Linked DNA regions of Homo sapiens: regions 1 and 2 are each linked to region 3. Evidence: chromatin contacts called from ENCODE Hi-C or POLR2A ChIA-PET data. All regions are on one chromosome and are shown on one strand. Each heading gives the region's core, a stretch centred on a gene start or an enhancer-like site at or near the end of the contact. The rest is flanking DNA. Distances are from core to core; before and after follow the strand shown. Region 1 overlaps DNER (delta/notch like EGF repeat containing). Region 2 overlaps DNER (delta/notch like EGF repeat containing). Region 3 overlaps PID1 (phosphotyrosine interaction domain containing 1).

The links. Hi-C counts contacts between places; a loop is a spot of excess contacts on that map. ChIA-PET counts read pairs that join two places held with the same protein, here RNA polymerase II (POLR2A). Pooled maps may share reads with other maps.
Region 1: a map of aorta shows a loop between it and region 3 (2.4-fold over the local background). The contact joins two enhancer-like sites. A Hi-C loop is called at or near these places in 2 of 168 maps with a recorded cell type or tissue (Panc1 and aorta) and 5 of 50 pooled maps. POLR2A ChIA-PET finds 5 or more read pairs at or near these places in 1 of 52 experiments (WTC11).
Region 2: a loop to region 3 is called in a map of endothelial cell of hepatic sinusoid, with 2.9 times the contacts of the local background. The contact joins two enhancer-like sites. A Hi-C loop is called at or near these places in 3 of 168 maps with a recorded cell type or tissue (endothelial cell of hepatic sinusoid, heart right ventricle and lower leg skin) and 1 of 37 single-sample maps with no recorded cell type.

Annotation. Positions count from the first base shown.
Region 1 is chr2:229,415,181-229,419,216 of GRCh38, reverse strand. DNER (delta/notch like EGF repeat containing) reads left to right here. Exons shown (of 13, transcript NM_139072.4): 9 at 987-1,109. Among named protein-coding and RNA genes, the nearest start is that of PID1, 150 kb to the right of the region's middle. Within about 2 kb of position 2,741, at least 21 of the 41 ENCODE cell types and tissues checked have a DNase peak (open chromatin) inside an H3K27ac peak, as active enhancers do.
Region 2 is chr2:229,599,634-229,603,266 of GRCh38, reverse strand. All of the region lies in intron 1 of DNER (delta/notch like EGF repeat containing), which reads left to right. Among named protein-coding and RNA genes, the nearest start is that of DNER, 110 kb to the left of the region's middle. Within about 2 kb of position 1,691, at least 2 of the 41 ENCODE cell types and tissues checked have a DNase peak (open chromatin) inside an H3K27ac peak, as active enhancers do.
Region 3 is chr2:229,128,029-229,131,692 of GRCh38, reverse strand. The region is part of intron 2 of PID1 (phosphotyrosine interaction domain containing 1); the gene reads left to right. Among named protein-coding and RNA genes, the nearest start is that of PID1, 140 kb to the left of the region's middle. Within about 2 kb of position 1,837, at least 6 of the 41 ENCODE cell types and tissues checked have a DNase peak (open chromatin) inside an H3K27ac peak, as active enhancers do.

The DNA.
Region 1 (4,036 bases), core at 1,492-3,991, 290 kb before region 3:
CCTGTTTTGCAAATAGGAGGGTAAAATCCACTTTATCAAGAAATTGTGGGTTTATTTTCTCTTCACTCACATGATTATTTCTTTAGTAATTTAAACATTTAGGTACAATTTAAAATATTATAATTTATATAATCATATCTTTAAACAAGCAATAACAACAAAAATACCCTCACATTTCATCAATAATTTCAGTTAAGCATTTTGAGCTAATTTTCTTTTCTGACTTGAAAAGGAAATACAGATATACTTTTCTAATGTGGCTCTCACACTTTTTGTTTTCTTTTGTTTTTTTTTTGAGATGGAGTTTTGCTCTTGTCGCCCAGGCTGGAGTGCAGTGGTACAATCTTGGCTCACTGCAACCTCTGCCTCCCAGGTTCAAGTGATTCTCCTGCCTCAGCCTACTGAGTAGCTGGGATTACAGGCGCCCGCCACCACGCCTGGCTAATTTTTTGTATTTTTAGTAGAGACAGAGTTTCACCATGTTGGCCAGGCTGGTCTCGAACTCCTGAGCTCAAGTGATCAACCTGCCTCGGTATCCCAAAGTGCTGGGATTACCAGCACTTTGTGGTGGCATGAGCCACCACACCGAGCCAGGTTCTCACTCTTGAAGGGAGCTGTTTGCTCCTCCCCTGCCGTAAATCCTGCTCATTCACTATCTCTGATGGCCACAGCAGACACACTCAGTGACTGGATCACCCTAACACCAGCACTGTTGGATGCACTATGATGAAAATGTCAGTGGATAAATGGAATCACTTCTTTTATACTTGGGATCATGAAAAAGTGTGATAAGAACAGGCGCTTTCTTCATAGCCTTCCCCCAAATCCACCTTTCAACTTTACCCCAAGAGATCTAGCTCCTGAAATCCCATCTGTTTATACCATACTTTCTAATGAATACCCCCAACTGCCTTCCTTGCAGGCTGGTCCCGCGTGGGTTGTAAATGGGATGCATTTGACAGTGGGCCTTTCTCTCTGTCCCTCAGGTTACCATGGCCTCTACTGTGAGGAGGAATATAATGAGTGCCTCTCCGCTCCATGCCTGAATGCAGCCACCTGCAGGGACCTCGTTAATGGCTATGAGTGTGTGTGCCTGGCAGAATACAAAGGTGAGAGGCCGCCTGGCCTTCCTGTGCCAGAATGGCTCTAAATGACGTCATGTATTTCTCAGTGTAAATGCATAAACCTCTAATTGGACCATGAATTGTTCAGAATAACAATCAAATGCTGAAGCTGGCATGATTAATCGGTCCAAGGAGACCAATTTGCAAGTCTCTGGTTTCTTCCTGATAGATTGAGAAACAACCCCCTTTCCTGTCCTGTTCTTTGTGGATCCTCGCTTTCTTTTTTATTGAATGTGTAAAAAGCTGAAAACAAAAAGTAATATTAAGATGGACTGTCAGACATAGGTTAGAGACCATGGCTGTGAAAACTGTGGAAGAGGAAGGATGCCGTCCTATAAAGCTTCTTATGCAGAGATAGAATGCTGTGCTTTCTTGGGGAGGAGGCAGGCGGAGTCCCATGTATCAGCAAGTAAGTTAATGCTTATTAAAAACAGGCGACATTGACAGAGTGTTTCCAATGTGTGGACCCCGTTCTAACCCCTAATGTGCATAGCTCACTAAATCCCCCCGAGAACCCTATGAGGTGGACAGTAATGCTCTTCCCCTATAAGCCTGGTCAGCGTGGTTCCTAAAGCCCTTTCCCAGCATCTTCACTGGCCTCTGGCCACGTTTTGTGGATGGCAAGGCTTCCTGGAGCCCAGATATCCTCAGACGGCCCTGTTCCAGGAGAACCTATTTATCAGCTGTTGCACACATTTCTCTAAGCCATAACTACGGGGCCGGGTTTAGATTTTGGAATGCGTTTGTGGGCTCTATTTATAGCCATTTCATTCAACCGCTTGCTCCTATTGCTGCTTGCTTGATGCCATCCACCTGGCTGGAGACCTTGCATTGCCCTCACCGTTGCTTCTCTTTGGATGAACCTACCTTTATTTAGTAACCTTTTTGGCAAGTCTCATGGCCTTGTAGGCTACACTGAAAACTTGATTAAGCTCCTGGATAAGAGGGCTGAAGCTGGGCCAGGTCTTGACTTTGTGTTCCACAGATCTGATGCTTCTGTTGGAGTATGACGTTCGGTTAGAACCAAACTCCACTAACATCTACCAGGACACAACAGCAGATGTGCTGGCTTCATTCTCAGGCTTCTCAGTTCTGAGTCTATCTATCTATTACCTTTCTCTCTACATATCTTCAACCTCCTTCTTTCCCCTTGCTCCTTTCCATGTGTATAAATATTTTCATGGATTTCTTACTCTGAACAAATGAAGATTCTAGGAAGATGGCAGCTCACATTGACATTCAATATCTCTGATCCCTCCTGACTCTCTGCTAGGGATGGCTCAATAAGGTAGATGACCCTGAATGGGGTCATCTGAAGATTTGGGGTCTCAAGAAAGGGTATGTGTGCTGGGAGCCTTTGCTTAACCACAAGAACAGGGGATGAGGGCTCCAGAGAGAACTGATGACTCAATGAACAGATTAGTCCAAAAAAATCCTTCAGCTTATAGAGAGGAAGTGCATGCTGTAATTGTGCTGCGTCTGACCCTAGGAGGCAGAGGGGTGTACTGATCTCATGGCTACGGGCTGCTGTCTAAGGAAATTGCACAGTAGGCTGAGCTGGCCCCCCCATTTTTTGTGGCCTTGAGAACACCAAACTGGGAGGCCTCTCTCTGCCTCATGCCTTAGTACACAGGGCCCCATTGGCTGCCCATCCATCCCTGAAGGGGAATGTGTTATGTTGTCTGTCTCTGCCAAGATTTCCACCCACTAGCCTGGCCAGTACACTAGCCCACGCCAGCAACTCAGAGAGGGAGAAAAGTTTTGGGAAATAAAAACAAAAATTGCAACAACAGCTCTAAACACTCAAGAAAGGAAGTGAAGAAAGTAATGTACACTACTCAAAATTGAATTTGGATCTGAATAAAAAGGAGGAACTAGTGCATGAGAGAATCAAAATATGAGGAAGTGGAAACCACGAGTGAAAAGACAGGAAACATGGAGAAAAGATTTGAGAGATCTGCTTCTGCCTGAGCGATGGGTGCTCCAGAAGAAGGAGCATGTGGAAATAGAAGCAGAATTAACTAACTCCTAGAAGGAGGTGTCTGTGAGGTGAAGAAAGTCTTATTTTCAAATAGAATGGGCTCACAGGGCAGTAATGGGATTAATGAAGGAGATGATACACAATTTGAGATTTCCTGGTAAAATTTGTAACTGCAAGGATAAAGAGAATTTTTTACAAGATTCTTCGAAGGGATCACAGGTTACATACAGAAGAAAGAGAATCAAATCGGCATTGTACTGCCCCTCTCTATCATGAGGTAAAGAATAGCAGAGCAGCGTTTCAGACTTTTAAATGAAAAGGACTAGGAGTTTGTTGTTTATATTTGAGGGCAAAAGAAAGACATTGCCATACATTCAAGGATACAGAAAATATAGCACCCTATACCCTAAGATAAGTACCTTAATAAGCATCGCCACCAAATAGGAACTAAATCAAAACAAAGATATCCAGATAGGGGAAGATGGAGAATGGAAGGAAGAGATGTATGCCTTTAAATGCAGGCATAAATCTAAATATTTGATATTTATGTGATTGTGAATGGTAATATAATGGTGAAGGAAAGTCTCTTGAAAAAAGTAGATCCGCCTTCTGTATCAGCTATCTATTGCTGCATAACAAATCAGTACCCGGTACTGGCTTAAACAACATGCTTTTATTACCTAACAGTTTCCTAGGTCCAGGTGTGGCTTAGTCAATTCCCAGCTCAGGGGCTCACAAGGGTGAAAGCCAGGTATTGACTGACTGAGCTCTCATCTGAGGCTTGAATAGTGAGAAATCAGCTTCCAAGTCCCCTTAGGTTATTGGCAGAACTTATATCCTCGTGGCTGTAGGATTTGTGACAGCTTGCTCTTTGAAAGCTAGCAACTATGACAGAGACCCCACTGCTTCCAGTCTTGAACTTCCGGGAAGG
Region 2 (3,633 bases), core at 442-2,941, 470 kb before region 3:
AAATATTTGTTTACTATAAGGTTATACAGATATTCTCTTCTATTATCTTTTTGAAGTTTAATTTTTTACCTTTCAATTGGATCTACAATCCAATTGGTGTTTATTTTTGCATATGGCTTGAGAGAGGGAAAAGTCTTCATTTTTTTCTCATTGGATATCAGTTTATTGAAAAGACTCTATTCTAGAAGTCAAGTGTCCCTGTGTGATCCTTTCTGTTTCTTGTCTCTGTTCCATTGGTCTATTTGTTCATCTTTCTGCCAGTGTCATGCTATCCTAATTACCATAGCTTTAAAATTCCTGCTTTCTAATAGAGCAAGCCCTCCCACATTGTTCTTATTCAAGCGTGTCTGTGCTATCGTGGGCCATTTTACAGAAGCACACAAATGTTGTGATTTCTGTTGTAGCAGCATTGAATCTTGTAGGTTAAGAAAAATTTGAGTCTTTCTAATATCAAGTTTTCTAATTCATGACTGGAATATTCCCCCTTTACAATTATCTTCATTGAGATCATGCATTTTTAACATTTGATTTATTACTAGGAATTTAATTTTTTTCATCTATTATAAACTGTACCTTTGAGAAAAGGATCTTTAGTTTGCTGCTGATACATGGAGATGCAAAATATTTTTATTTTTTGGTAAATTTTGATCTTGCATGCAGCAAACTTGCTGAAGTTCCATATTTTAATAATTTATCTGCATGAATAATCATACAGTCTGTAATTGACAGCTTATTTTCTTAGTGGATCCTTATACTTTCTTTTTATTTTTGCCTCATTGCACTGTGTAGGACCTTTAGTGCAGTGCTCAATGGAAGTGGTATTAGCAAACATCCTTGCTTTCTTCCCAGTTTCAGAGAGAAACTGTTCTACCTTTCACCAATAAGTATTATATTTGCTGAAGGTTTTTTGTAGATACTCTTTATCAGATAAAAGAAATTTCCTTCTATTCCTAGTTTGCTAAAAGTCTTCACTCTACCTAGATGTTAAATTTAATAAGAGTTTTTTCTGCATTGGTTGAGATGATCATACAATCTTCACAGGAAATTTAATTCCCAGTTTGCCTGCAGCCTTCTTTTCCTGAGTACGAAAGAGGCAGAAGTCGACATATTTCCTGTATTGATGGCATTGTGGTTTTGTAAAAAAGTTTGATAGGATGTATGAGTGTCTCTGATGAGAGGCGAAACAAAAATGTGTGCACTGGAATTGTTCTGCAACTTTTTTATTCAAGAAATTGGTCTTTGAATGATTAAAAGTGAAAAAAAAAAAAGCATTTCATTTGAGGCTGGTGTGCCTATGTCAGTAAGTGCAATTGAGTGCTATCTCTTAGGACTTAGTTAAATATGGAAACCAAGGGACAAAGGGAAGATCAGGTTTTTGAAGAACAATTCCTTTAATTCTTGATATATCTGCAGCTGAGCAGGGCTTATAGATTCATCACTATGACTTATCACTATGTGTTAATCAGACTAAAGCAATTACCTTGAGATTTCAAGGTAATTTCCAAATGCAGTATGTTTTAAAGAGACAGCATGAAAAAGTAGGGAAACAATATGTAAGAGTTTATTTTTAATGGATTCATTTTATAGCCACGTTTCAATTCTGCTTATAATTTCCTTTTAGCCTACTTACAAATGTGACTCAACTCACATACAAAAATCAGGACAAGCTGGTTTCAAGAAAGCTGACTCAGAATTGAGGGAATAATGGACTGACCAAATTAGTCTTGGAATAATTTTTTGAATTGATGTAGAGTTTCTAATACAGAAGTAAAGACCTATCAAAACATGGAATGTGTATTTCACTAAGACATATAGTTCTTGATTCAGTAAAGCGAATGAGCATTTTTATTATTTGGATTTGGGAAAAAAATCTTGGGATGCATTTCTTGGCTGAGTCTACTACTGGCATAAGCACTATAGTGATTTTTTTTTATATCTTTATTCCTGGTGAGTAAGCAGTTGGTGTTGGAATATAGTTGAAATCCTTATTGAAGAAGGTGGGAAAAATTTCTTTTTGAGACAAAAATACTGTGACAGTTGGACCCCAACATTGTTCATTTGCGTTTCAGAAGGAAGATGACATTTACAACCACTGCAATTCCTGTTTTGGACATAGAAACACAATATTAAGAACTTAAACGCCTTTAGAATGTTCTAGTCCCATCCCTTCCTTTTACAGTTGAGTGTGCTGAGCCCCAGGAAGCTTTCTTGCCTTGTCCAACATCACCTGCAAATGAGACTGGAACCCCAGTCTTTCTCTCCCATATCACAGTACCTCCAGGTGGCAATTGTTCATTCTAATTTCTCCAGTAACCCTAAGCTATAAATTCTGGAGTCATCTTTGCTGTAGTCCCCCTCTCCAACTGGCAGACAGAGTCACTCTCCTGCTATTTCAATATCCCCTTAGTCTGTGTGACCTTTCCCCATCCATCGTCTTCCATGGGTCCACCTAGTTCTATATTTAGCCTTGGCATGGGTTGCTCATCATTCATCTCCATTTAGTTCAGCTGATGGATGGAAAGGTAGAGGGAGAATTTCCATATTTCTTCTAGTGAAGGAAAGGTAGGGGTATGACCCTTCATTGTGTTCTTGCTTCAAGGTGGACTATCTAGATGAGCATTCTTTTCATAGTACCAAGATTTATTCTGCAACCTTCCTGCACATAATTATGACTAAAAGAATATCTGGTCCTTTAAGTTGTTTTGCCAAAGGTTCTTCTGTTATTTAATCACTTGCTGCACACCAGTCCAATTAGGGAGTTGCATGGGGGGAGAAAATAGATGTTATTGCTATCAAACTTGTAGGGCCCAGTTCAAGATAGTTTTCTTTTTTGAAGTCTTTCCAGGTGACCCCCACCTACCTGTTTTCCCTCTTTTGTGAACCCCAAAGTCTGTACTGTCTAGATCAGGGACTGGGAAACTAAAGGGCCAGATAACAAATATCATATAGGCTTTGTGGGCCAGGCGCTTTCAGTTGTCAGTACTCAACTGCTGGTGTATTGCAAAAGCAGTCAGCACATAAACAGGTGGCTGTGGTTGTATTCCAATAAAGCTTTATTTACAAAAAACAAACCAGATTTGGCCTGTGGTTGTGATTTGCCAACCTCTAATTTGTACTAACAATTTCTAAATTTTGGTTTTGGGGCCAGGTGCATCAGAATCATCTGGGAAATGTTGAAAGATCCAGGTTTCTAGGCTTCACCTTTAGAGTTTCTGATGAATGGCCTGGAGCTGGGGAATCTGTGTTTTAAAAGTTCCCTGACTGATGCTGCTGCTTAGACAAATCACTAAAACAATGGTCCATTCTAGTTACCTGCTTCCCTTCTTCATTCTTTCCTTTTCTGTTTTCCTCCCTCCCTCCTTTCCATCCTCCAGTAAATATACATACAAATAAATACATAACATTTTATTTGTGTTTAAGATTGTATAAAATGGCATGATTCTGTAGACTGTTTATTTTGTAGATTGCTTGTTTATTTCTTTGCCCTTTTCGCTGAGGCATTTATCTTGTATTTATCCTAAAAATTCTTTCTATAATAAGGGATTTAGTCCTTTATAGTATGTTGTACATTTCTTCCTTCATGATAGTGTTGCATTTTAAATTTACTCATGGAGTTGCAATGATTAAAAATAA
Region 3 (3,664 bases), core at 588-3,087:
GTATCTAGTGTGAATATTTGATGATGACTTTTGGAACAATGGACATTTTGCCTAAGCTATGAAATTAATTATTAATACTTCTAAACTTTAGCCAAAATGGTGATTTTCACATGTGGAGATTCTTTACTCTTTTCACATGACTTTGTTCTCATAGAAAAATGTGGCTGGCCATGGTGGCTCACACTTGTAATCCCAGCACTTCGGGAGGCTGAGATGGGTGGATCACCTGAGGTCAGAAGTTTGACACCTGCCTGGCCAATGTGGTAAAACCCCATCTCTACTAAAAATACAAAAATTAGCCAGGTGTGGTGGCACATGCCTGTAGTCCCAGCTACTTGGGAGGCTGAGGCAGGAGAATAGCTTGAACCCGGGAGGTGGAGGCTGCAGTGAGCTGAGATCGCAACACTGCACTCCAGCCTGGGAGACAGAGTGAGACTCTGTCTCAAAAAAAAAAGAGAAGAAAAGAAAAGAGAAAAGAAAAGAAAAGAAAAGAAAAATGTAGTATTTATTTAAAGTGTTTATGCTCCGATGTTATAGGCTGTATCGTGACCCCTCAGAATTGAAGTCTTAACCCTCAGTACCTCAGAATGTGAGCATATTTGGAAATAGAGTAACTGAAGATATAATTAAGTTAAGATGAGGTCATATTGGAGTAGGGAGCGACCTTGATCCGATATGGTGGGTATCTTTATAAAAAGTGGAAATTTGGGCACAGGCGTGCACCCAGGGAGAATGCCATCATGTGAAGATTGGAGTTACACAGCTACAGGCCAGTAACTGCCAGGAGCTCTGAGAGAGGCCCAGAACAGGTTTTTCCCTAGCCCTGGCCTGCCAACACCTTGAGCTTGGATTTCTAGCCTCCAGAACTGTGAGAAAATAAACTTCATTTCTGGCAGACCCAGGAAATAACCCATCAGACATTGCAGACGTTGCCACTGAGTTTAGCTAACACTGGGGGCATCTGCTTTGTATCAGAGCCGAGCTAGGTGCTGATGACGCAAGATGAATTAAGCCCTCCAGGAACACAGTCTAGTGGGGGAGGTGAACAGACATGGATTGAGAACTTTGACGAGCCTCTAAATTCATAGTCACCAGCTTCAACTAGACCCATGAAACTGCCTGACAAGCCTACGAGTTTCCTCATTAACTTGCTCCGCCACATCCCTCAGTGGCTGTTCAAATCACCACTCAACAAATGATCTTTTCCTATCTCTCATGTGGTAGTTTTAAAAAATAATTTATTTAAAGACTTTTCTATGTTTTCTTTAAAAAAGTAAACTCAGAACTTTCCAGAAAGGCAGAGTTTCCTTTTCTTGCTGTCACTGTCCCCCAGGCATCACTTTGCGCCAAGCTTCTGGTCTCTGAGAAGCGCTGGGACTTGCACGTTCTGCAGTGAAAGTTCTGCCTGCCCTGAGAATGCAAGGACGGGTGTCTGCAGCATTCCAGGTGGGCTGAGGGCTGTCTGGCTCTCCAGACAACTCCTTATCAATGCTCTTTGTGACACAGAGAGTTAGTCAAAGTTGTGATTCACCAGTTTAATTACAACCAAAGTTCAAGTGTATTATGTGTAACAGCTTTTAACGCTGTTCAGTAAAAGCGAGCTGAGATTTATTCTGGTGATAAAGCTGAACAAGTACAGGGTTGCCAATGGCTCTTTAAGAGCTAAGTGTCCTTGAGAAATGTTTCTTTCTTGGTGTGACCGTTTCAGTTTCTGGGTGGAGCTGGTCATAGCTTCTTTGCTATAATTTGTGTGAGCGATGTTGCTGGTAAGTTGCCATGGTTACTTGAACCCACTGGGCAGCAGGACAGATTTTCATTATAACGAATGTGAACACGACTAGAAGCCGTGGGTGCTAGTCTCCGGAGGAGCCACCTCCCTTGTTAGCTCATGCAGTCAGCCCCTGCCCAGTGTACATGAGCAAGAGAAACATCTAGTTTGGTTCTCTCTGCTCATCTTAGGGAAGAAACCATGACTAATATGGGGGGAAAAGGGACAAATAGATTGTTGCTAGAAATGTGCTTCTTGATCATACTTGTGCATAACTACTCTTCTGAGATAGTAATGATAAATGCTTTCTAAGCAATTTGGATTCAGTTTAATATAGTTATCCAGAGCCCAATATGTTATCCAGTTGAGGAGAACTGCCAGGCAATGAAATGAAAATTAAGATACTTATTACCATAGTCACATTTAGGTTTGGGTGTGTAAAAGTAGCTGTGATTGCTGATATGGAATTTGCAATAAATGAGCCTCTCTCTCTCTTTTTTTTTTTTTTTTTGAGATGGAGTCTTGCTCTGTTGCCCAGGCTGGGGTGCAGTGGCGCAATCTCGGCTCACTGCAAGTTCTGCCTCCCGGGTTCATGCCATTCTCCTGCCTCAGCCTCCCGAGTAGCTGGGACTACAGGCGCCCGCCACCATGCCCGGTTAATTTTTTGTATTTTTAGTAGAGATGGGGTTTTAAATGAGTCTCTTAAGGAGGCATCACAGCCTGGTGGGAAACTAGCACAAGTGTGGTAGGCTTTGGAGACAGCGGGGCTTGGGCTCAAGTCCTGATTCTGTATTCACCAAGCTGTACACAGTTGTGTGCCTCAGGGCAAATGGTTCAGTCTCTCTAAGCCTCAATTTATTTATCTCGTTATTTATTTATTTATTAAATTTTTGTGGGTATATAATAGGTGTGTATATGTATGGGGTACATGAGATGTTTTGATACAGGCATGCAATGTGAAATAAGTACATCATGGAGAATGGGGTATCCATCCCCTCGAGCATTTATCCTTTGAGTTGCAAACAATCCAATTGCACTCTGTATTTTAAAATGTACGATTCAGTTAGTATTGACTATAGTCATCCTGTCGTGGTATCAAATTGTGGGTCTTTTTTACTCTTTCTATTTTTTTACCCATTAATTTATTCATCTCTTTATGATAAGAATACCAATTTTACAGGGAATAAATAAGGATTACAGAAAATGAACATAAATGCCCTGAGAAATAATAGACATTCAATGCATGGTGGTTAGCTTGTTTATTTTTTAGATTTTTTTTAGCTTAAAAATAAATTGGAATGAAGAAATCCTCATGGTTCTTTGTATAGCGTTTGTCTAATATTCATTAAATAGCTTAGTTTTTTCAAGTGTTGTTATCTGGTGTAAGTCGACTATATTCAAATTAAAAAAACCTTTGGCTTTGAACAGTTTTGTTTTCGTATCAAAGCAACAAAAGTCATAAATAAGTCCATTTGTACATTTCAACTTGAAACGCTTGGAGTTTTATACAGTTATACCCACATCAGAGAGCCTTTCCCTAATTACTGGAATACAACAGCTAGTTGGAGGGAGAAAAGGCAGTGTCACTATTTGGACCAAGATTTAGAAATATTTTTTCTATTTAGGTTTTTAGAGGAAGTTTAAAGCAAATGCACTTTCTAAATTGGATTATACTTGGAATAAGTGCCTTCTGAGAGGTTGCAAATGTCATCTTTTTTCCTGCCTCCCTGGAAATACCTTTAGCTGTTGAGAGCACTTGAAGTTTGGGGGACTCTGGTACAAAATCCCAATCCATTTACCTTTGCTTGAAGGCTTGTTTAGTAATTTCCCCCTAAAATCTCGTAAGGAAAATGCCCTGGGGGAATGGGAGACACACACAGCCCTGCCATCTCCCTG